3 separate regions of the Homo sapiens genome follow, and all the other regions are linked to region 1. The links are chromatin loops, found by intact Hi-C in ENCODE. Cell type or tissue: A673. All regions are shown on one strand. Region 1 overlaps PDE1A (phosphodiesterase 1A). Region 2 has its middle 120 kb from the start of DNAJC10. Region 3 has its middle 140 kb from the start of DNAJC10.

Region 1 (8,000 bases):
AGAAGATGAAAATTTAATTACTTCTCATGAAGTAAAACCCCAATATAAATGGAATTCTTTAACATATGTGCTCAATTAATCTATTTTAGATGAGATCAAATAATAAAAAAATTGATATTTCAATTTTCTCTGAGAAGAAAACATTAAAATAAGTTTATGCACACTGAATGTAAGAATGTTGAAGAAATTCCTCATTATATGTTGTGGAAGATTTAATAAAACTTGGTTAATGGATAGAAAGGTGTTTCACATCATATACTTTTAATTTTGAAAAACAGTTCCGTCACAAAATTTTGATAGTAAAGGTCTGTTGATATACTTGGCATAAATAAATTAACTTGGATTGTTAATTAAATGTCAGATAACACATAAGATGGCTAGTTATTTTATGGTGACTTTGGAAAATTCCAAAAGCAAATGTTTGTTTCTTAAAAGTCAAGGGATTGTAATGCCAAAGCAAAGTCTCCAGGTACTGAAAACATTCCTCATTTTTCTCCCTGCAAAATGTCCCCAAATGGAGACCATCCAAGAAAAATTATATAAACTTGGACCATAGCTTTTGGTTTTATAAATAAGAAAAAAGTATTGCTAATTAAGAAATGAAAGATGTGGCTTTTCTAGGCTTTATATCTTAGGTTGCTCATTATTTTAGCTTCTCCAACCCAAGTCTATATTAATGTGCTTTTCTTTCTCCAGGGAGATAAAGAAGCTGAATTAGGGCTTCCATTTTCCCCACTTTGTGATCGGAAGTCAACCATGGTGGCCCAGTCACAAATAGGTAATTCTGATGATTTGTGGTGGTGGAAAGTGAGTGTGTGCTTGTCAGTTTTCAAATGGGTAAACGATGTTGTTCAAAGGGGTAACTTGCATGAAAACCTCACTCCATATTCATGATATATTTGATTTTTAAATGGATCTATGTGGTGCTGAATAAGACTTATTGAAGCATTTTCACAAAATGAATTCAATAAAGCAACATTAGTAAATGTAATTGTTATCGTGGTTGTAATCCTTTTACAAAATATAAAATTTTCTTGTGTGGGAGACCATTTTATGTTGTTTTGTTGCTGATTATTGTTTTCTGTAATTTAATTCTTTAGATATATAGGTCAACTCAATGAAAATGTTAGTGCACTTGTTCTATCACTAAGTTTCCATGGTATGCTTAATATAGTAGTGCACATTTCATTTGGAAAAATATTCTGTCATGATGTGAATAGATTAACCAACAACAGGAAATTTGCAAAATGATAATGCTCCCAACCACATTCATTCTTATCATCTGTATTTGTGTTGGGGACTTCAAGTCCAGTCCATTATTAAAACATGTGTTGCATGGCTCAAATACTTGTAATAATTATTCCCTAAGCCAGCATTTTTGTTACTGAACAATATGATCAATAAACACAAGGATCACTTCTTAGCTGTGTAGTTATGCTCCAGCACCACCCATCACAAAGCGTTGGGGAAAGCTGCCTGCTCTGACCTTTTCCCCTTCCCATCCAAGTTTCAACAGCTGTTTTTCTAGAGACCATAACACAGGTGCCTATCCTTGCTTAGTAAGTGTAAACGTGGCAGGCTAAGGACCTGATGTGGCAAGCTAAGAATGGAAGTTTCTGAGGCTTGTTGCTGTAATGCAAATTGCTGCCATGTTAGTAGAGGTGATGCCCCAGTTGACAGTCTACACATCTCAGGCATTTAAGAACATAGAACTGGCTGGGTGCAGTGGCTTATGCCTGTAATCCCAGCACTTTGGGAGGCCGAGGCAGGTAGATCTCGGGTCAGGAGATCAAGACCATCTTGGCTAACACGGTGAAACCCGTCTCTACTAAAAAATACAAAAAATTAGCCGGGCGTGGTGGCATGCACCTGTAATCCCAGCTACTCGGGAGGCCGAGGCATGAGAATCACTTGAACCCAGGAGGCAGAGGTTGCAGTGAGCCGAGATTGCACCACTGCACTCCAGCCTGGGCAACAGAGTGAGACTCCATCTCAAAAAAAAAAAAAAAAAAAAAAAAAGAACAAAAAAAGAACATAGAACTTAAAATAGTACCCTAGGTGGTCAATTAACACTGATTTAACTTGAAGGCATCCATTAAAACTACTGAAGTTTTATTAAATTAAAAATGTGCCTTATTATATACTATAAGTAATCCAGTTACTTGAAATGTGAATTACTTTTATCCAAGCATCTGATGGACAATCTTTAAATGTGCATATTTACAGGACATTATCACTTAAAAAGCCTACCTCCAGCTATTCTCCTATATTCAGGTGGTAGTCCATTGCTCTCAGAAGTGTTTCCAACAACAATTCTTGACTTGAGGCACCCACAGCAGTCCTGGGATCTGGGATATTGCCATGTACACAGACCTTAGAATAGGTTGTTGTCTCCTCCTCTGCCTAAACATGGGATGGAAAATGCTCCCAGAGGACAATGCCCTTTTCTCTGTGTGTCATTTTCTATCTTGATGAGTACTTTAAATGTAAAAGTCTTCATTCAGTACTGACATCTCAAAGTGGTGGGATTAATGCTGTCTCCCAGAGATGTTACTTTTCTCTTCACTGATTTGACAGAACACACACACATGCTGTGAACTAACACTTTACATCCAGAGAATAATAAACAACAATTTGAAATATTAACACACTGGCAGAAAGCTCTGACTGATATAGTAAGAAACAAAAAGTAATTGTCTTCCTGTTACCTGAGAAAAACCTTCAATTATTTAATTTCTTTGGAGCTTAGATATGATTTCTTGTTAGTAAAGAATAAAATCCAAAATGCACATGATGTGCTTTCAAAAAAGATAATGATCCCTGGTGTTGAGAGAGGAAACTATAGTCACTCTCATTGGATCTAAATGTATTGTTAGCAATCGTATATTATATAAGGCTGAATAGTAAATAGAAAAGCCAATATACTTGAGTTAGCAAGCTTAAATTGTGTCACTTCCATGGCTTCAAGTATTATTTTATAGAGCAGTTAAACCATCTCTAAAGACTGTTATTAGATTAAAACAATACAAAGGGTAAGCAGAACCAATATTTTAGTTGATTCTTGCTATCCCAGGATTGTCAGAAGCTCTTCATTATTTCTGATTTCAGAATTCAGGAAATTGTAACACTTGAATTTATCTCTCTCTCTTCTCATTTTGGCTTTTGTAGGTTTCATCGATTTCATAGTAGAGCCAACATTTTCTCTTCTGACAGACTCAACAGAGAAAATTGTTATTCCTCTTATAGAGGAAGCCTCAAAAGCCGAAACTTCTTCCTATGTGGCAAGCAGGTATGATATTTTCTTTTTTGCATTATTTTTCATCTTTGTGGTGTTTAGTAACACTTTCCTTAATGATTATATTTCTCACATCTAGGCAGAGAATTCTCACAAGAATTATTAGGGAGTATTGCCACCTAGTGGCTTTATATTATATTGCATCTGCCTTTGACAACTGAAGTTTAATACACAAAATATGAAATACTAAGTAAGGTGTGTACTAAGGAGAATCCAGTGTGGGGAGGGAGAGAAAGGAGATGAGCAGCTGCCACGTGCTCAGAACTGGGACTGAGCATCTACTATCCTGCTTTTCTAGTCGGTTTTGTAAAGTTTTTCAGGTTTTCCTTGTTCACCCCATATCCTGATGGTGTTTTTTGGTTTCTTTGGTTGTTACTGTTAGCTCAACCACCATTGTGGGGTTACACATTGCTGATGCACTAAGACGATCAAATACAAAAGGCTCCATGAGTGATGGGTCCTATTCCCCAGACTACTCCCTTGCAGCAGTGGACCTGAAGAGTTTCAAGAACAACCTGGTGGACATCATTCAGCAGAACAAAGAGAGGTGGAAAGAGTTAGCTGCACAAGGTAGTGTTGTTTATGAGGCCTTACTGCCATCTCTCTCTGTCTTCACTTCTCCTCTAAGAGTTTGGATTACTTCTTCTAGATTTCTTCTTCTATAGAATATGTAAGCCCTTGATGGTATTGGGAATTTGGCTACTCTTTGATCATTCATGAGAAAGTTGGCTCATTTATTAGATAAAAAGAGGTTCTGGTTTGTTTGTGCCACATGGGCTGCAGATCTGTGTGTCAGTGGGTGCTGGCAAACTGGATACTGAAAGATGAGATAATGAAATGGTGACAAAACTTTGTGGTACCATATAAACTCCTGTGCTTTCGTAGAGGTGCTTTCCAGCCTGGATTTTACTTGGTAAGTGGCTTTTGTGTTGCATTAAGTGTGTTATCACTTCATGTCAGAGACTTGGGTGTGTTTTTTTTCTGTTTCACTAAGTTGCTTTTTTGACTCAGAATTTAGACAGGAATTGGGGAAATCATTAGTAATCAACCACCACAGCAATCGCATGGGAAGGTAGCTACAGTTATTTCTGACATATTAGCTGCTTCAAATTAATTAGTCCATTTAGTAGGTTTGTGAGTTAGTATTCAAACAGTTATTATCTTTCGTGCAGGAATTAGCTTTCATATCCAGATCTGGCCCCTGCCTCTTCTCACACTCATTCCCACAGCTCTGTCTCCCTTATACACTACACTCCCTGCACAATGGCCTCTTGGAAGTTTCTTAAAATACTCCAGGGTCTTTGTAGTTATTTTTTCAGCCAGAAATTTTTTCCTTGTGTTTTTTGCAGCTTTAATATACTCAGGAATAAACTTACTTTTCTTAAAATGGATAATATAAGATCAAAATAGAGTGTTAAATCATATTTATAGTCAGAAAGACACAATATTGAAACGTTTTCAATTATCCCAAATGTCAACCATAAATATAACATGTTTCCAGTGAAAATTCCAATACATTTTTCATGGAATTTAAGAAATTGATCCTAAAATCTATATGGTATTGCAAATACCTAAGAATACTCAAGACACTCCTGAAGGATAATAAAGTGGGAGCACTTGCCATATATCAAAATTTACTCTTATACTGAAGTAATAAATTTAGTGTGGCTGTGATATAGAGATAATAAGATGGGCCTTGGGAATAGACCAGAGAGCCAAAAATAGCACATTAATTCCTGCAGAACTTGACAGATGGCAGACACACACATTCGTATATGCAATCTTTTGTATGTTCTCACATATTTACCCTTATGATATTCTTCATTTCTTCTTGTGTGTCAGAGCTACTATTTGGTATCATTTCTCTTCACACTGGAGTACTTTCTCAAGTATTTTCTTATAACACAGTTATACTGACAAACAATTAGATTTTCTTTATCTGGGAATGTCTGTATCTTACTTTTATTTATGAATAATTTTACTTGATTTAGAATTGTTGAATGATTTTTTTTTATTTTAGCACTTTTAATGTGTAATTCTATTGCCTCTGGCTTCCATAGTTTCTGATAGTGTTGGCCAAAAATAAATTGTATTGTTGCTTCCTTGTATGTACTGAGTATTATCTTTTTCTTTCTGTTTTCTAGACTTTATTTTGACTTTCAGCAATTTGATGATGATATATCTAGGTCTTTTTTTTTTTCAGTATTCTACTTAGTGTTCACTAGCTTCTTAAATCCACAAATTAATAATTTGCTTCAAATTTAGAAAGCTTTCTGTCATTTTGTTCAATATTTTTCTTCTGCCTCTTTCTCTCTGTTCTCTCCTTCTGAGGATTGTGTTATGCATAACTTAGGATTCTGGAAATTGTCCTGGATGCTCTGGATCTCTGTCAATTTCTTTAATTGTTCTTTCTTTCTTTCTTTCTTTCTTTCTTTCTTTCTTTCTTTCTTTCTTCTCTTCCTTTCCTTCCTTCTTTTGTTCCTTCCTTCCTTCTTCATTCATTTTTGATTGGCTGCTTTCTAATGATTTATCTTCAAGTTTACTGTTTCTTTCTCTGCCACCTCAATCCTGCTGTTGATTTCACTGAATTAACTTTTTATCTCAGCTACTTTTTTCAATTTTATTATTTCCATTTGGTTCTTTTTTATAATGTCTATTTCTCTGTTGATATTTTATATTTTCATTCATTGTTAGCATATTTTCCTTTAATTCTTCAAGATTATTTTCTTTAATTTTAAAAACATATTTAAAAAACTTGTCTTGAATTTTTTGAAATCAATTTTAAAACTGACTATAAATGGCCTTTCTATGGCTCTCTAATTTCTAGGGTTTTTCTGTTAAATCCTGCTGGTTTACCCTTTACCCCAACTTGGACCCCAACCCTAGGCTGACAAAGCTTGGGGCTCTCCTCATCTAGTCTAAGTGGATTCACCATTTTATATTCAAGTAACCAGAATTATTTGCTGCCTTCCCATTCCAAGTTGATTCTACCACATCCAACAGGAAAGTTGGCTTTTGCTTCCATTCCCAGGTCAGAGTTGGAGAGGAAGATGGAGGAGTGGGAGTAACTTCAGGCAAGAAGGTCACAGGTTCCTGCTGTTTTTACCTGAATGTCCAACAATTTTTTAAGAATAAATGTTTCTCAAATTATTATGTCCCTTTGGTTGATTTCCAGAGTCATTGAATAGTTGTTTTTATTAATGCTGTCCAGTTTTACACTTGCTTTTTCATGAAGAGAAAAAACTCGACTTCTTTACATCACTATAGCAGGAAGTATTCCTCTTCACCATAGGTTTTAAGAGAATTAAATGAGTTTATTAATATAATTTGCTTAGAAGTGTCTAGAGTACTAAGCGCTATATGAGTTAGCTGTTATTACTATATTATTTATGTTTCTGCCATGTGTTCTAGAAATAAGGGTTATAGGGCTACTATATAGAAACTAGGGGTGTCCCTAATGCTGAATTCTAAATCCAGCAAAACTATTCAGAAATAAAGAAAAATAAAGACATTACCAGATTAAGAAAATCTAATTACTATGGAAATTGGGGATAATTTCTATATAGTAAACTGGTAAGGAAAGCCTTCACTGAGGAAGAAATAATTTAAATAAATACACAATGGAGGTTAGAAAGAGAATGATGGAGAGGTCTGGGAGGGTGGGTGTTAACAAATTTTTAAAACGGATTGGCTACCACATTATCTAGGAGGCCAAGCTTGCCTGACATGCCAGAAACAACAAGAAGGGCAGTGAAGCAGGAAGAAATTGGACAAGTGGGAATAATGTAGGCAATGTGATGAGTGGGGAATGTGGTGCCTGACCTTTGGTTTTGGCCCGAGAAAGACAGGAAACCAAATGTAGAGTTTTGAGAAAAAATGTTGATTGATCTGAACTGAGGTTTCAAAAGGATTACTCTGCTACAGAATGGAAAATGTGCTTTTGTTTGGGTAGTAAAAATAGAAACAAGGAGATCAGAAGGAAGGCTGTTGTTCATAACCCAGGAGACACATGGGAGCTTAGACCAAGTAGTAATGGTTGAGAGGGTCTATAATTTCTGGATATGTAAAGATTGTGGCAGTATGTGTGAGTAGAAGGAGGGTAAGCAAAAAGAGATTGGATTCTGGATATACAGATATTTTGAAAGCTGAACTGATAGGATTTGTTACCAGATTAGATGTAGGAAACAAAGTGAAGAGAAGAATCAAAAATGATGCCAGGCTTTTTGGTTTTCTTACACATTATTTGTATATAGGTAAAATTATATAATCATTTCATGGAACAATTTGGCATTCTGTAGGAAATTTAAAGATGCATGTGCCATACTTCTCGACAATTTTGCTTCTGTATTTTTACCCCAGAGAGACTTTTGTGCATATGCATCAAAGACATGTCTAAAATATTCACAGCAGCATTGTTCATGACTGCAAAATAAAGTGTAAAAAACAGTAAAATTGATTTATATACTGTAGTATGTACATATTATGGAACAGTATAAAACTGTTAAAATTTAACTAATCACCACAGGAATGAAGGACACAGTGTTGCACAAAATAAGCAAACTGCTGGGCTTTAGTAGGCGGTTTTCCCCTGACAGTGTGAAGGAGACTGAGAGGTTTGGACTAAGCAAAATTCACCACAACACAGCAAAGCGGCTGTGTCCAGACTGCTTCTCTAGATTCCTCCTCACTGGGCAGGGCATCTCTG
Region 2 (8,000 bases), 410 kb before region 1:
TGAACACTGTCTTGATCACTCTGTGCTCTTCGGACTCCCCTTTGCCTGAAGGGCTGCTTGTCAGTGCTCTGCCTGCAGCTGCTTGCTGCAAAACACCCATGCTCACTCCATGTGTTCACTCTCTTTGAACTTTCATAGCTGCCTGGTCCAGCGTACCAAAGAATGTACCTTACTTGATTAGACTTTGTTTTAGAGACTTAAGTAACACTCCTTATGCCTGTTCTGTCTCAAATACTCCCTTATGAAACAAAGGTTGGTTGTTGTTGTTGCTGTTTTAGCTTTTGACTTTATTTGCTTGTACTATAAATTTATAGTGGTGTTTCTCACCTTGAATCACCTACTTTAAGTTACTCCTTTAAAAGTGCTGCTGCCTCAACCCCAAAGATTTTGGTTTAATCTGTCTGGATGGGCCCTAGCATCAGTTGATTCTACTGTGCTATGAGGGTTGAGAACTTCTATTTTATAAGCATTGACAGGAGGCCAATGTTATAGTCATCTCCTCACCCTCCTAATCTTTATTCCGGATGTCAAAATAGTAGTCCTCCTCCTTCAGATGAAAGCAGACAAATCACCCTCACCCACCAGCAAGTCATATCAAGAGATCCACCTGATGGCGAGAGAAAGCTGAATTTTAGTTTGGTGCTTGAAGTGAGTCCATAGCAATTTGTATAAGGAAAGAATTTCAAACACAGACTTCAGAGGGAGAAAGAGACAGCCTTATGGGTGCTATAGAGTTCCCCATTCTAAGCTATAAGAATAATCTTTGGCCAAGTTGAAAACGATTGAGTAGGATCAGAAAATAAGCATATATTATCTCATTTTCAGCCTTGACCTATTTATTTTCCTGTTTACTATATAAAAACACAGTTAATGTGACGTGTAATGTTAATTCTGGATTTTAATAAATTTCTCAGTTTGCTAGGGTTAAAATTTATTTTGGGCACAGGAGAATCTTTGAAAGAGTCAATCAGTTGTGCAGTTTCTTTTGGACAATCAGCAGAGGAGGATTTAGTGATGATAATGAAGTTGGAGCTTTAGGTCCTCTGGGAGGAACTCTAGAAATGTGTTCATATAGTCCTATTGTTTTTTGTAAAATTTGCATAAGAAATATGTTTTTTTCTTAAAAAGCATTTTCTTCCTCAATTGCAGAAGCTTCAGGCCTTGCTTAAATTGATTATGTCTAATCCCTGAGAACACTGTGAAATAGGATACTCTCTTCCTCAAAGTGAAACGGCTCTTAGTTCAATTGTCTTTATCGTCCATTTCTTTTCTAGAAGAAAAAAAGTAACAAAAAGGCTTACCACAGGGCTTATTTTATATGAATGTGTACCACTAACTATGCACAGTTGTTAAATTATTGCAAAAATCTAAATAATTGATAAATAGCCATTGCCTCAATTACCTGAGTGCCCCGTACTGCCATTCCATTGAATCCCTGCAATTCACCCAGGCCTCCCATTATCCAGAAACTAATAAGGAGCATGAAGGAGCAGTTCAGGACCTGGTCCAGTGTTATGACCACCAGCATCCATTCTGAATGGTAGATCTCTGTGCTAAATGAGTTATTAAATAAGTTGGACTCCGTGCCTGCTTAAAAACAACTTTTAAAAAATCCTGCTGTTACATATTATAGGTCAGAAGACTAAGTGTCGAGTTAAATACCTTTATACAAGAAGTGGTCCTATAAAAATGCCAGTATCTTTTATAAATTATTTTTGGAAATTCATTTTGTGTTCATTTAATATCTGACTTGTATATGACAAAGAAAAGTTATGTCATGTTGAAACTAGATCTTAGATTAGTCAAAAAGAATTTGAGGAATGCCTTAATAGGGCTTTAGTTTGCAACTTAGAGGTTTCTTAAAATATATTGAAATAAGGAAGCCAGCTGCTAACACAAAGGAGTACTACTCAGTAGTCACTGTGTAGGAGTTGCTGTGAGGACTAGAAAGGAGACAGCACAGATCTTCAACAATTGCTTAAATCTTTACCAAGAAATACGCTGTGCAAAGTGCCATACTTAGACTCTATCTAGAGATGTCCACATTTTAGATTAGAGAGTTGTAAGCTTATGGTATTATCTTCACATTTGGCAATCTAGAAATAAATAAATCATTTGGGTTATATTTAATGCACATGAGTGTTAAAAGTAAATGAAAAATTTAGGACTAGGTTGTTTAAAATATATTTAGATCATAAACCATGATATAGGCTTTGAAAAGAATTAATCTCACCTTATTATTTCAGCAGGTCTTTTTATTTATAAAGTAAAAAGAATCTATGGTTATATTAGATTTCTAGACTTAAGGGCCCTTTTATAAGTTTAATTACTAATAAACAGATATAAGTAACAAAGGGAACAGATAAAAATTACTTCTGGATAGAAGAAGTGACGCCCATGCATTTTCAAGACAGTTTTATTTGAAGTTTCACAAATGGCCTGGAATCACACAAGGGAATACTCAAATATGCAGATGCTATTAGTTTTTCTGCATAAAGACTTGTCTGCCTATTTATTCAACACTCAAAAGACCTTTATTGGGTGTTCATACTGTGTTACACTACAGAGACAAAAGAATGCAGATGACACAGTCCCTGTCCTGTAAGACATGGTCCCAGTGGTAGAGACAAACAGGTAAACAGAAGACTTTATTTCATGTAACATGTAAGGGGTCTGCAAAAGTAAATTAGTCACTCTACATAATTATATATCTTTTTAGTATAAGATGCTGCTTGGCAGAAACTCCAAAGGAGTTTTTTCAAATCCAACACAAATTCCCTCCCACGGGTCTGACTCATCAGGAGGGATTATTCTGTCCTTATGTTAAGTGGAACCACATTATCCTATCTACTAGTCTAGATTTCCTGAGTACTTAATTCGAACAGTAGTGGATTGATGGGGCTTCTATATGATCTCTGCCAATCTCTTCCCAATTTTCTGGTTCAACTGCAGTGCTCTTCTGTTAGTATTCTTGACAATATCTGTTCTCTGATTCTTTAGTAATGAAAGGAAACTATAACTGGATTCAAGTGCAGACTTGCCCAGTTTAATCCCTAGGTTTGATCCCAAATTCCACCAGCAGGTGATAGGGAAGTCAAAAAGAGCTAACCTATTTGTGATTGTTTGGGGATGACACTGCAAGTACAGTAATGATTTTAACACTTCTGGGTAGATAACACCTTCTATGTTTTTAACAACACTTGTGCCCAGTCTTTTTCCCTGGAAGACTCTCAGGGGCATAGAACTCTCACTGTCTCCTAAGCAATCAGTGTACATTAATGGTGTTGTGTGTAGATACGTTTAATTATTGGGTAGAATTTATTCCTGTTTCTTCTGAGAGGGTCAACTGAACCTCCTTCTAGGTGGGCACCATCCTTGGCATTCACAGTTATCTTTAGGGGTAAGGCCTCTGGGTCACCTCGTCGTTTTATGCTTTCGGTTCCTAACTGGGTGGATTAGCAGATTCAAGTACACTGTCCAGAGAGGCACAACAGTGTGTGTGAAAGAGATGTCTGTTTTGACAAATGTATCAACTACCCTTTTTCCTTTTTTGACTTGTTTTCTGATTCATTCTTTCTTTTTCTTTCTGTGTCAGGCATAAAACCTCTGCCACCCTGACCAGGAGTATAATTTATCCAAAACACCTCCATGTGGCTGTGATTATTTCATTGGATTCACTTGATTTGCCCTGTCCTTATTTTTTTTCCTGTATTTTGTATGCAGAAAACATCTCCAGAATATCCAGTCCTGGATGGGGAGTAGCTGTCTTTTGTCAGCATAATCATACTTTTACTCAGTTCAAAATTGAAATAATCTAAAACCACCTCTTAATTTTCAGTCATGGAAGCTGGTGTTGGGAAGATACGTAACCAAGTTCAAGTGTAAATGCACCCCATGTGGATATAGGAATCTAGCACCATTTAAATCTTAATACTCAAATATTTATATACTTGCAAAACTTTTGCCCATAATTCATTCTTTGAACTGAACACCTGCTATAATGAATATGCTTGTGCATGAGCAAAATCATTTTTGTTGGATGAAACTCGGAGAGAAACTGTAGAGCATGCTACATCTCAGTTGTTCTGGCAGTAGGATTACAGCATGTATGCTTGTGTTTAAGTTATTGGCATTATTGCTATCAGCTTTATCACTTTTTTCCTGAGAGTTTAGCCTTAAGCTTTCCAGTGGTTGCTTCTCTGAGGTGCTTGGGGGCAATACCAAGCTGGCATCGAAATTAGAGAAAAAGTGTTTATTTGATTTGAAGTCAGAGGATGGTTAGTTAACATTTGAAATACTCTAATCAGGCATACACCCACCACAAGCAGTTAGTTAGCATTTGAAAGAATCTAATCAGGAGTGCACTCTTCAGAGGCACCTGCTACTAGCACTCTCATATCTTGCTTTCTGATGAGCACTGGTAGGTGTCCTAATTATGTTGTAAGCAATGTTAGAAATGATTCTTCACTGGTGGAATGAGAATGCTCAAGATGTATGAATTGGTTAGAAATGTTGCATAGGCACAACTGACTTAATTTAAAAAGAGACTAAATTTCCAGTGAACCAGGTGGCTTGACTAGTGGTTCTTGACTAGGGTGATTTTGCCTCTCAACCTCCTGTCCCAAAATATTTAGCAATGTCTGGAGACATTTTTGGATGTCACAGCTTGGGGGAGAGGCTGCTACTGACATCTAGTGGGTAGATACCCAGGGCGTTGTGGAAAACCCTACAATGTATAAAATCTCATCACTCACCCGCAATGAAGAATTACACAACCCAGAATATTGGTAGTGCCAAGGTTGAGAAATCGTAGCCTAGACCCATCAGGGTGGTATCCCAGGTCTAGAATGCTATTTGGTCCCATGTGTAGCCATTAACTGAGGATTCTGCCACCCGGTTCTGACTAGAAATTTAGCTGACTCTTGCTGCCAGAATACTGCTGCAATTCTCTCAAATGAATCTTTGATGGAACATGATAGTTGGAGTTCCCAAGAGGTCAGATAACTGGGACTTAACTGTTTTTGTGCCTGCTTGCTAATATATGTTTGAGTGTGTCACAGAATTTGATCTGAGACTTACACTTATTGTAATAGAACACCTGGTAGACTAAGAAATTTTGAGAATGAAGACCTATGGCCCTTATCTACCCCTCATTATTAGGGAGTATTTATATTTATCAAAGTATCCTAATGATTGTGCATGACTAATTTTGTTTAGGTTAGTTCTAAAAAGAATAGGTCCAGTTTCAACCTTTTAACACATTGATGATCCACCCAGTATCTTAAGGAACTACTGGCATTCTTAAATATTTGTTTTGTATATTCAATAGGTTATATTGAGCATCTTCTATGTATGAGGCATTGTTATAGTTCCTGTGGACACAATGGTGAGCAAAAATAGACACAGGGCTTGCTTACTGTGGGTGGTATTAGAAATATGTCTTAGATCCAATTGTGAGAACACAACTGAGTTGTTTCGCTAGTAGGCAAGTCATTTCCAGTGCAAATTAGTGGGTGCAAATAAATGGGACTATGGGAGTCACATGCTTTTCTCAATTTTACGTAACAGATATATTTTCCTCTCAGAACCAGGTTTTCCCTATATTTAATGGAAATCTTTGCATATAAAATATCTGGGGTAGTCGTTCATCAGTTAGAACATCTATAAGTACAAATTCTGCAATCATTGCTTTTATTTTATGAAAAAAATGGTGAATGTTTGGTAAAGTCTCTTGGTTATTTAAATTATAGAACTGATCCCTCTCAACTGAGTTGCATGCAGAATTAAGTTCCCCCTCCACTTGCTTCAATTTCATTCCCACAAAGCACCATTATAGTGTTTTTAATACTATATCATGTGCACACACATTTTTTTTTTGAGACAGGGTCTGGCTATGTTGCCCAGGCTGGAGTGCAGTGGCATAGTCATAGCTCACTGCAGCCCTGAACTCCTGGGTGGAAGAGATCCTTCCACCTCAGTCTACTGAGTAGCTGGGACTATGGGCGGGCACCACCATGCCTGGCTAACTTTTAAATTTTTTGCAGAGATGGGGGTCTCACTTTGTTCTTCAGGCTAGTCTTGAACTCCTGGGCTCAAGCAGTCCCCTCTGCCTCAGCCTCTTAAATTGCTGAGATTATAGGCATGAGCCACCATGCCTAACTACGTTTATACACATTTCAGTCTCCTCTGCCAGGTTGTGAGCTATATCAAGGTGGGTATGCTACGTCTCCACTACTTACTAAAGAATCTAGCACACAGAGGGAGTTATGTATGATGGAAGAACATCCAGAAAGGACACCTATAACTTGTCTTTATGGTTTGTACATATTGCTTAATGTTGACAAGAAATGGACGAGTTTTAGTTGTAGAAATTTCAAATGGAGAGCACCAAAAGCTAATAGCGTGGTTAGGATGTCCACTGGAGGAAGCCTGGCTGATTATTATACTAGTAAGTATATGTTATCCTAAATCTGGTGTAGTAACTCTAGGTGGGTATGTTAACCACTGGTATGATGGACTTCCATTGACCAGGCTTGTGGGACTGATGTATGGAATAGAAATGTTAATATATCAATATTTATGAGCATTCTTAAATGAGAGTATTCTCGATTTGTAGGCACATCCATCTGAAATCAGAATCAGAGCAGTGAGATTTAGATAGATACAAATTTCTTTAGCCTGATGTACTCGTTTCCCTGACAGGAAGAGCATTTTTCGTGGGATTGCATTACTCTAAGTATAGTTGGCTAAAATGCTTTCTTTCCTGGATGAGGCTTGGATGGGCACTTCTAGTTTTCTTTTTCTCCTTGAATTTTTGTTTTAGATGATTTTGTGACAGAATACCCCTGCTTTTTCATATCTTCCACCAAGTCATAATGGACATCTTTCTTTAAGGGTATTATTATATTCATTCAGATTGGATTTGATCTTTTGGGCTAGGGAATCTCTACACTTGCACACTATTCATTGATTCTGAATCTCAGTGGAGATTGTCACACTGTAGCTTCTATGAATTACATCAATCATACCTCTTTTTCCTTCCTTCCTTCCTTCCTTCCTTCCTTCCTTCCTTCCTCCCTCCCTCCCTTCCTTCTTTTCTTTTTTTCCCCTTTTTTTCTTTTCTTTCTCTTTCTTTCCCTCTTTCCTTTCCTTCTTCCCTTCTTCCTCTGCTATCTTTCCTTCTGTTTTCTCTTTCAGGCCCAGTCTTGCTAAGTTAAAAAAAACAATATAATTGTGTCAAAAGATCATTAAAATTATTATTATTATTATTATTATTATTATTATTATTATTATTATTATTTTGAGACAGAGTTTCACTCTGTCGCCCAGGCTGGAGTGCAATGGTGCCATCTCGGCTCAGTGCAACCTCTGCCTCCCAGGTTCATGTGATTCTCCCACCTCAGCCTCCCAAGTAGCTGGGATTACAGGCATCCGCCATCATGCCTGGCTAATTTTTGTATTTTTGTAAAGATGGGGTTTCACCATGTTGGCCAAGCTGGCCTTGAACTCCTGACCTTGGGTGATCCGCCTGCCTCGGCCTCCCAAAGTGCTGGGATTACAGGCGTGAGCCATAGCGCCCGGCTAAAAATTATTATTTAAAATTATTACCTAATGATTACCTTTTGTTGAATATCTTTAAAAATTTAAATACTGTGAGGAAAAAAGAATTCAGTTCTAACCTTCTTTAATAGGTTTTATAATCTTAATTAGACATTCAGATATGACCACTTAGAAAGGATGAGATACTTTTTAAATATGAGGTGACAGATAATATGAAAAAGGGTCATATGGTTGTTCATTTTTAAGACCTGCAGTGATATTTGAGTGTATTTTTGCTGAGAAAATTTAGACAGAAGTAATAAGAGTTTCAGGGGAAGGTTAATTTCTCCAGCACTTTAGAGTCTTTCTAAATATTCAGAATTTAAAATGTAGCAGAATTTATGGAAATTTAAAACTACAGGAACTTTTTGTTCACCTGTGAGAGAAAGATCAATGGACAA
Region 3 (8,000 bases), 390 kb before region 1:
AGAATATGGGTGCTATCTTTTGAATGCACAGAGCCTTTTTGCATGCTGAGAGAGTCTGCAGCTATTTTCTTTGGCAAGAGAGAGTCTCCATGAGGCCGTTTGAGGTTTGTACCCAATTCTGTTCTTGTCTGAGTCTACACTTGAAGAATTAAACCTGTGAGACTACTCCAACATCCTTAGTTTTTCTTTACCAGGTCTTTGGGGAAGATAGGATGGTCTTCACTGACTTTGTGCAACAATTATGAAAATAGGTATCTTCCAGGGACTAAAATTTGCTTTGGTATAATTAAAACTAGCTAGCAGGTACAACTTTAAATCACTTGTTTTATTGTCATCAGACTCAATTTATGAAGAAAATGATGACTGCCTATGTGGTCAACAGCTATGGTTATCTTATTAGATGTTATCTGATATTGTCAGCAATACTGAAAGCTGTAGGATGGTAAGGTATTTCAGACTGGGAGAGTAAGAGTGACAAGATACAGAAAAGAGGCATATATATTTTGCAGCTGGGAGATCATTTTTTTGCAAGGCATGTAATTTATGTGGAATAATGGGGAAAAAGGGACAAAAATTACTTATCTTCCCAAAAGATAAGTAATGAAGTTATATGACTAAGGCCATTGTTGAGCGGTGTCAAGCAGAGGATGTTTACAAATGCTGTTAAAAGGAAGTGCACCTTTATTAAATATCCCTTGGCTCTTAGTAATACATTTAAATTAAAAACCTACGTTATTCCTGGTACTTACAGTGGCACTAAGTACATTGAAAATGGATTGACTGAAAGCCAGTCTTCCATTTAAGTTATAGTAAAATCTTTCTCAACCTTGCTATGGACTGAACTGTTTCCCCTGGCTCTCCACCCCCAAATTCAGTGCTGAAGTTCTAACCTGCAGCACTTCAGATTGTGACTATATTTGGAAGTCAAGTCTTTAAAGAGATAAAATGAAGTGAGCAGGTGGGCACTAATCTAATATGACTAGTATCTCTATAAGAAGAGAAAATTTGGACACAGACGGGCACAGCAGGCAGACCGTGTAAAGACTCAGGGAGAAGACAGCTACCCATAAGCGAATGAGAGAAGCCTCAGATGAATCCAATCTGGATCTCAAATTTCTAGCCTTCAGAACTGTGAGGAAATAAATTTCTGTTATTTAAACTTCCTACCTGGTCTGTGGTACTTTGTTATGGTACTCCCAGCAAACTATTAATTAATATAAGGTCACATTCTGAGGTACTGAGGGTTAGGACGTCAATATACCATTTTGGCCAACACAATCCAACCATAAGAAGTTCTCTGTGATACAGTGAATTCCTTGTTAAGCAAGGCAAATTTAGGAAATTCAAATGATTAATTTGTGTGTTTATTTTAGTTATCAAAGGAGTAGTTATAGTTTGTTTTGAAGATGTTGTTAGCCTGAATGAAATGGAAACAGGGTCTGTGTATTTATCTGCATTTAATGAAGTCACATTGCTCATGATCAGCTATAGTGAAATATGTGCTGATAGCATTTTTGGGGACAAGAAGAGTTAGCTAGACATTCTTTCACTGTTTGTTGTTCTCATGGAATTAATGCCCTCCATTTGTGTTTCTTCTAGTCCTATAATGATCATTCTTTTGTCCAAATTATACAAGTGTATACCACTTTATTATAATAATTTATATGAAAGTAATTTAGATTTAAAATGCTCATTTCTCCTTTTTTTTTTGGGCATACCATGTACTTGCTTCTAGGTATGATGGAAAACAGGAAAACAGTTATCCCCGTCTTTCAAACTTGTTCTCCTTTCAGACTTATGCCAACAATGACAGTCAAAGTGGCTCTATATACTCATAGCCCTTGGCTGATCTTCAAGCTGCTGCAGACCATGCCACTTGGGGAGAACTGAAAATGATTCTGATCCCTTGCAGAAGAAATCTTCATTAGCTGTGTTTCTTGCTAATTTTTAGATATTTGTCTCGCTGCTTTGCTATGAGCTACTTAAGGGCAGGGACTGAACTCTATAGCAGAGTGCCTAACTCCTAACATTTATTGTCCATGTATTATATGCCTGCCACCTTGCTAAGGGAGTGACCTCCCACTTTATAGATGAGCAAAGGGAGGCCAACAGAGAGAATAAATAAGGAGTCAGATGCTACGTAGCAAGCAAGTGAGTAGCAGACAGAATTTGAACCAGGCAGTCTGACTCCAGAGCTGGGGTCAGCCCCATTCAGCAGCAGAGATGGTCAACTAATAAGTATTTCTTAAATCCATTGTAGCATGTTTATTTTGAGATACATTAAGCTCACTGTTTTCCTGTTATAATCAAGTTAGAATTAAGTGGCTCTGAGCTTTCAAAACTGTTTTCAGGTTATTTATTCACTTCACTCAAGGTGAAAACATTTGTTTTTCCCTTTTGTGTGAATAGATAACTAAGTGTCTTTTAGGAAAAAGAAAGAGAAGCAACTCCATTGCCTAAAACTTGACTTTACAAATTGTATTTGTTGAGCAGAACTTCAGAATTTTGTCTTTACTAGATTAAAAAATTATATAATAGTACTTTGTTATTGCAACAAGGTCACCATGTGAGATCTAAGAAGAGGCTGATAATACTCCCTTCAACCTTCCTTCAGGCCTAAAGTAACCCATGTTAGCACCTCACTGTCTACCATTCCTTGCCCTTTCCTGAGCTCACAATAGGGCAAAACTATGTACACTGCTACAACTTACTGTTTGCATGGAGTGGAAATACCATTCTTTCAGGTTCATGTAAAAAAGCTAGCTTATTTTTTAAATAGCAGTATACTTTTCTATTGTATAAATGTACTTATTCAACCATTCCCTTACTGATGAACTTTGGTTTGTTTCCAGGGCCCCTGTCCTCTTTGCTGTTAAATGATAAGCTTATGAAAAAATGAATCTGTTGGTCAAAGTACATGAATATTTTAAAATAGATGTTGCCAGGTCACATTATTCAAAACTTTACTAATTTAAACCTTAATAATATAGACTTTCTTTTTGAAATCATAAAATATTGCCTTTTTAATGTTAGAAGCTTTAGGTCTCTATTTTGTTTCCTATGTTTGGAATAAAATTTGTAAGAAACTCAGATGATAAGCTTAATAGATACATAAGGTATAAAAGAGGACCCTTAAATTTGCTTTGTAAGAAACTCAGATGATAAGCTTAATAGATACATAAGGTATAAAAGAGGACCCTTAAATTTGCTTCCTGCCAAAGAGTAGAAGGGAGTTTAGAAGGAAAGAGATCCATGTTATGCTTTATTATAGAGGTTCCATGATTTAGGCTGGCTCATGACTTCGGGCTTCTTCTAGACCAAAGCTCATGGTTCAGAAAATGGAAAAAGAAAAGCCTTCTTTCTGGTCCTTGTGCAAAGACACTTTTTAATTTTTAAATTTTAACTAATTCTTCCTTGCTCTTTCCCCTCCCTCCCTCCGTCCCTTCCTTCCTTCCTTCCTTCCTTCCTTCCTTCCTTCCTTCCTTCCTTCCTTCCTTCCTTCCGTTTTCTTTCTTTCGACAAAGTCTTGCTCTGTCGCCCAGACTGGAGTGCAGTGGTGAGATCTAGGCTCACTGCAACCTCTGCCTCCCAGGTTCAAGCGATTCTCCTACCTCAGCCTCCTGAGTAGCTGGGATTACAGGCACGGGCCACCACACCTAGCTAATTTTTGTATTTTTAGTAGAGACGGGGTTTTGCTATGTTGGCCAGGCTGCTCTTACCTATTGAGAAGGTTCTACCAACTCTCTTTGGCAATTCTGTAAGTGCAATTTTATGAATGCAATTCTATGAGTGCAATTTTAGAGGTGATCTCACACATCGGACCTGCTGCCACATTCAGCATTCCCTGATTATCATGTTTGACCCCTTCACCTCTTGCTTTAGTTATTCTAAACAGTGACATTCTGTCAGAAGTCTTGTGTGACTATTTATCTTTCTCTGTTTCTAAGCAGTTCACATGTCAAAGAATACAATATCTAAGACATCTGGCTGTCCGAGCTTTGCCATCTGGGGGAAAGAGTTTCTCTTAATCAATTTAATCAGACTCTATATTTGTAGAACTGACAAATCTGCAAATTCAGGATGGGACAGAAAGTTTATTCTAATTAATTATTCTTAATTTGGTAACAATATGAATATTTAAATTAGTACTGCAGCATGGCTTATAGAGATGTCAGATGGAACTGAATTTGAAACTCGGCTTCACCTCATAATGGTAGTGTAGACTTGGCCAAGTTAATTATATTCTAAGCTTCAGATTCTTTCTGTATAAAATTGGGCTAAAATATACATCTCTCAAAGTAATATGAAAAGTAAATCAAGTAGCAAAAGAAAAAATGATCAATTAAACTACATTGAAATTAAAAACTTCTGTGCATCAAATAATACAATCAATAGAGAAAGCAACTCATGGAATTGGAAAAAATATTTGCAAATCGTATATCTGATATGGTTAATATTCAGAATATATAAATAACCTTTATAATGCAAGGACAAAGAGCAAACAACCAAATAAAAATGGGCAAAAACTTGAAGAGACATTTTTCTACTTAAGATATATATGAAAAGATGCTTATAATCACCAATCATTACAGAAATGTCGATTGAAGTCATAAAAACCACTGATACCATCTTCTATCTACTGGTGATATCAGTGGTTTTAATGGCTTTAATTGGGATGGCTACTATAAAAAACACAAAACAAAATAACAGATTTTGGCAAGATTTAGAGAAATTGGAACCCCTGTGTACTGTTGGTCGGGATATAAAATGGTGTAGCCACTGTGGAAAACAGTATGGTGGTTCCTCAAAAAATTAAAATTAGAAGTACCATATAATCCAGCAATTTCACTTCTGTTTATATACACAAAAGAGTTGAAAGCAAGATCTTGAAGAAATATTTGTACACTGATGTTCATAGCCACAATATTCACAATAGCCAGAAAAGTGGAAGCCACACAAGTGTTCGTTGGTAGATGAATGGATAAGAAAAATGTGGCCTATACATACAAAGGAATATTATTCAGTCTTAAAAAGAAATGAATACTAACATATTCTACAACAAGGATGAATCTTGAGAACATTTTGCTAAGTGAAACAAGCAGTCATAAAAAGACAAATATGGTGCCATTCTACTTGTAAGAGGTACCTACAGTAGTCAAATTCATAGAGACGTAAAGTAGAAGGGTGGTTACTAGGTGCTTAGGGAAAAGAGGAATGGAGACTTTTGGATTCATGGGTGCAGAGTTTCAGTTTTGCAAGATGAAAAGAGTTCTGTAGACGAATGGTGGTAATGATTATATGACAATTTGAATTTATTAAGGCCACTGAACTGTACACTCAAAAGTAGTTAAGATAAAAAAGTTTGTTATATGCATTTTATCACAATTTTTAAAAAGCAAATCAGATAATGTATATACAGCACCTAGTGTGTTCTTAATATAGTACTAATTAATTAATTAGTATTAGTATTAATAATATATATTATAATATATTAATACTATATATAGTATAATAATATGATACTATATATAGTATTAACTTTATATATATATAAAGTATTAACTTATATGATCACAAGGTCCCACAATAGGCTCTCTGCAAGATGAGGAGCAAAGACTAAGTAATTAATAATTAATAATACTAATTATTAATAATTATAATATATAATATATTATTAATACTATATGTAGTATTAAGTTTTTATATATATCTATATATATATAGATACATAATGGAATAATTGTGTCTCCTGGTGGCAGCGTTCCTCCCCTGGAACTAAGACCTCTAGGCTGGCAGACCCTGGTATTGTTTCTCCCATAGCCAGGATTCATGGGTCCAGGAATCAAAGGGCAGAAGTGGAAGTGGCACCACTCACCATCACCCCCTAGCAAAATTTTTGCTTCCTGTTCCTGTGGCATTATGTTCTGCTGGCCTAGAGGTCTTAGTTCCAGAGGAAGGAACATTGCCACCAGGAGTCACAACAATTATTCCATTAAACTAGAAGTTAAGATTGCCACCTGGACACTTTGGGCTCCTCCTATCTTTAAGTCAACAGGCTAAGAAGGGAGTTATAGTGTTGGCTGGGGTGATTGACCCAGACTATCAGTATGAAATCAGTGTACTCCTCCACAATGGAGGTAAGGAAGAGAATTCGTGGAATACAGGAGATCAATTAGGGTGTCTTTTAGTATTATCATACTCTGTGATTAAGGTCAATGGGAAACGACAACAGCCCAATCCAGGCAGGACCACAAGTGTCTCAGACCCCTCAGGAATGAAGGTTTGGATCATTCCACCAGGAAAAAAACCATGACCTGCTGAGGTGCTTGCTTAAAGCAAAGGGAATACAGAATGGGTCGTAGAAGAAGGTAGTCATCAGTACCAGCTACAACCATGTGACCAGCTGCAGAAACGGAGACTGTAGGCTGGGCACAGTGGTGGCTCAGGCCAGGCACGGTGGCTCATGCTTGTAATTCCAGCACCTTGGGAGGCTGAGGTGGGCAGATCATGAGGTCAGGAGTTCAAGACCAGCCTGGCCAACATAGTGAAACCCCGTCTCTACTAAAAAATACAAAAATTAGCTGGGCATGGTGGTGTGTACCTGTAGTCCCAGCTACTTGGGAGGCTGAGGCAGGAGAATCACTTGAAACTGGAGGCAGAGCTTACAGTGAGCCGAGGTTGTGCCAATGCACTCCAGCCTAGGCAACAGAGTGAGACTCTGTCTCAAAAAACAAAACAAACAAACAAAAAAAACGTAGACTGTGATTGTCATGAGTATTTCCTCCTTTTGTTAAAAACATGTTTGTGCATGTATACGCTTGTACTAAGAAAATATTTTTTTCTTTATCATTTGACATAAGATTTATCAACTTCATATCAGCATTTAAGTATTGTTAACTTTATGTAATAGTATTTGGGTTGGGGATTGGTGCGTTTCTGGTTGTACAAAGGGTAGTTGTATTATGTGAGGTGTAATTATGACATTATTGTCTTTATTTGAAGATTATGTATGATCTCAGGAGATGTGTATGGGTTCAAGTTGACAAGGGTTGGACTTGTGGTTGTTAATACTGAGTGTCAACTTGATTGGATTGAAGGATGTAAAGCATCGACCCTGAGTGTGTCTGTGAGGGTGTTGCCAAAGGAGATTGACATTTGAGTCAGTGGGCTGGAGAAGGCAAACCCACCCTTAATCTGGATGGGCACCTTTTAATCAGCTGCCAGCGGATATAAAGCAGGCAGAAAAACATGAAAAGGAGAGACTGGCCTAGCCTCCCAGCCTACATCTTTCTCCCGTGCTGGATGCTTCCTGCCCTCACACATCAGACTCCACGTTCTTCACCTTTGGGACTTGGATTGGCTTTCTTTGCTCCTCAGCTTGCAGACAGCCTATCGTGGGGCCTTGTAAGTTAACACTTAATAAACTCCGTATATATATATGTTTGTGTGTGTGTGTGTGTGTATAAAAAAATATATAAATATATATAATATATAAATATACATATGTATATATTAATATATATAATATATAAATATACATATGTATATATATTAATATATATACATATGTATATATAAATATATAAATATATATATCCTATTCTGTCCCTTTAGAGAACCCCGATTGATATTACTAGAATTTTATATATTATATGAAAGTATATTTTTGCTGAATCGTTTAAAATAAATTGCAGAGATCATCACCCTTTACCTAAATATTCTAGCCTGCATTTCCTAAGAACAAAATTATACATAGTTACAATTCCATTATAACTAAGAAATTACTAACGATTTGCTAATGTCGTATATTCCTCACTAATATATGAATATCATCATCTGTCCCCTAAATGTCTTTAATAGACAAATTTTTCAAACCAGGATCTATTAAGATTCCTGCATTGCATTTTGTTGTTGCGTCCCTTTAGATTCTGTCCTAGTTTAGTGATAGCCCCTCGTTTGTTTTTCCCTGTGAAATTAGCTTTTTGAAGAGACTAGTATAG

The links. A loop is a pair of places that touch in the nucleus more often than their neighbours do. Peaks named below come from ENCODE experiments on the same cell type or tissue, not always from the same donor. Only the 100,000 strongest peaks of a DNase experiment are listed, where the experiment ranks them.
Region 2: a loop joins it to region 1, with 2.9 times the contacts of the local background. A loop is called at or near these places in 5 of 110 quality-filtered maps.
Region 3: a loop joins it to region 1, with 6 times the contacts of the local background. A loop is called at or near these places in 4 of 110 quality-filtered maps.

What each region holds. Positions count from the first base shown.
Region 1 is chr2:182,181,757-182,189,756 of GRCh38, reverse strand. It overlaps PDE1A (phosphodiesterase 1A), which reads left to right. Exons shown (of 15, transcript NM_001363871.4): 11 at 697-778; 12 at 3,169-3,289; 13 at 3,678-3,865. Among named protein-coding and RNA genes, the nearest start is that of PPP1R1C, 200 kb to the right of the region's middle. In A673, a CTCF peak has its summit at 3,417 (motif pointing left); a DNase peak (open chromatin) is centred at 3,416; H3K4me3 peaks cover 232 bases; H3K27ac peaks cover 1,057 bases.
Region 2 is chr2:182,588,345-182,596,344 of GRCh38, reverse strand. It overlaps a transcript of PDE1A not described here. Among named protein-coding and RNA genes, the nearest start is that of DNAJC10, 120 kb to the left of the region's middle. RefSeq lists an enhancer at 3,964-4,596. In A673, CTCF peaks have their summits at 3,081 and 4,705 (motif pointing left); DNase peaks (open chromatin) are centred at 1,904 and 2,824; H3K27ac peaks cover 756 bases.
Region 3 is chr2:182,573,435-182,581,434 of GRCh38, reverse strand. It overlaps a transcript of PDE1A not described here. Among named protein-coding and RNA genes, the nearest start is that of DNAJC10, 140 kb to the left of the region's middle. In A673, no CTCF peak of the experiment used is centred here; DNase peaks (open chromatin) are centred at 3,404 and 3,854; H3K27ac peaks cover 2,802 bases.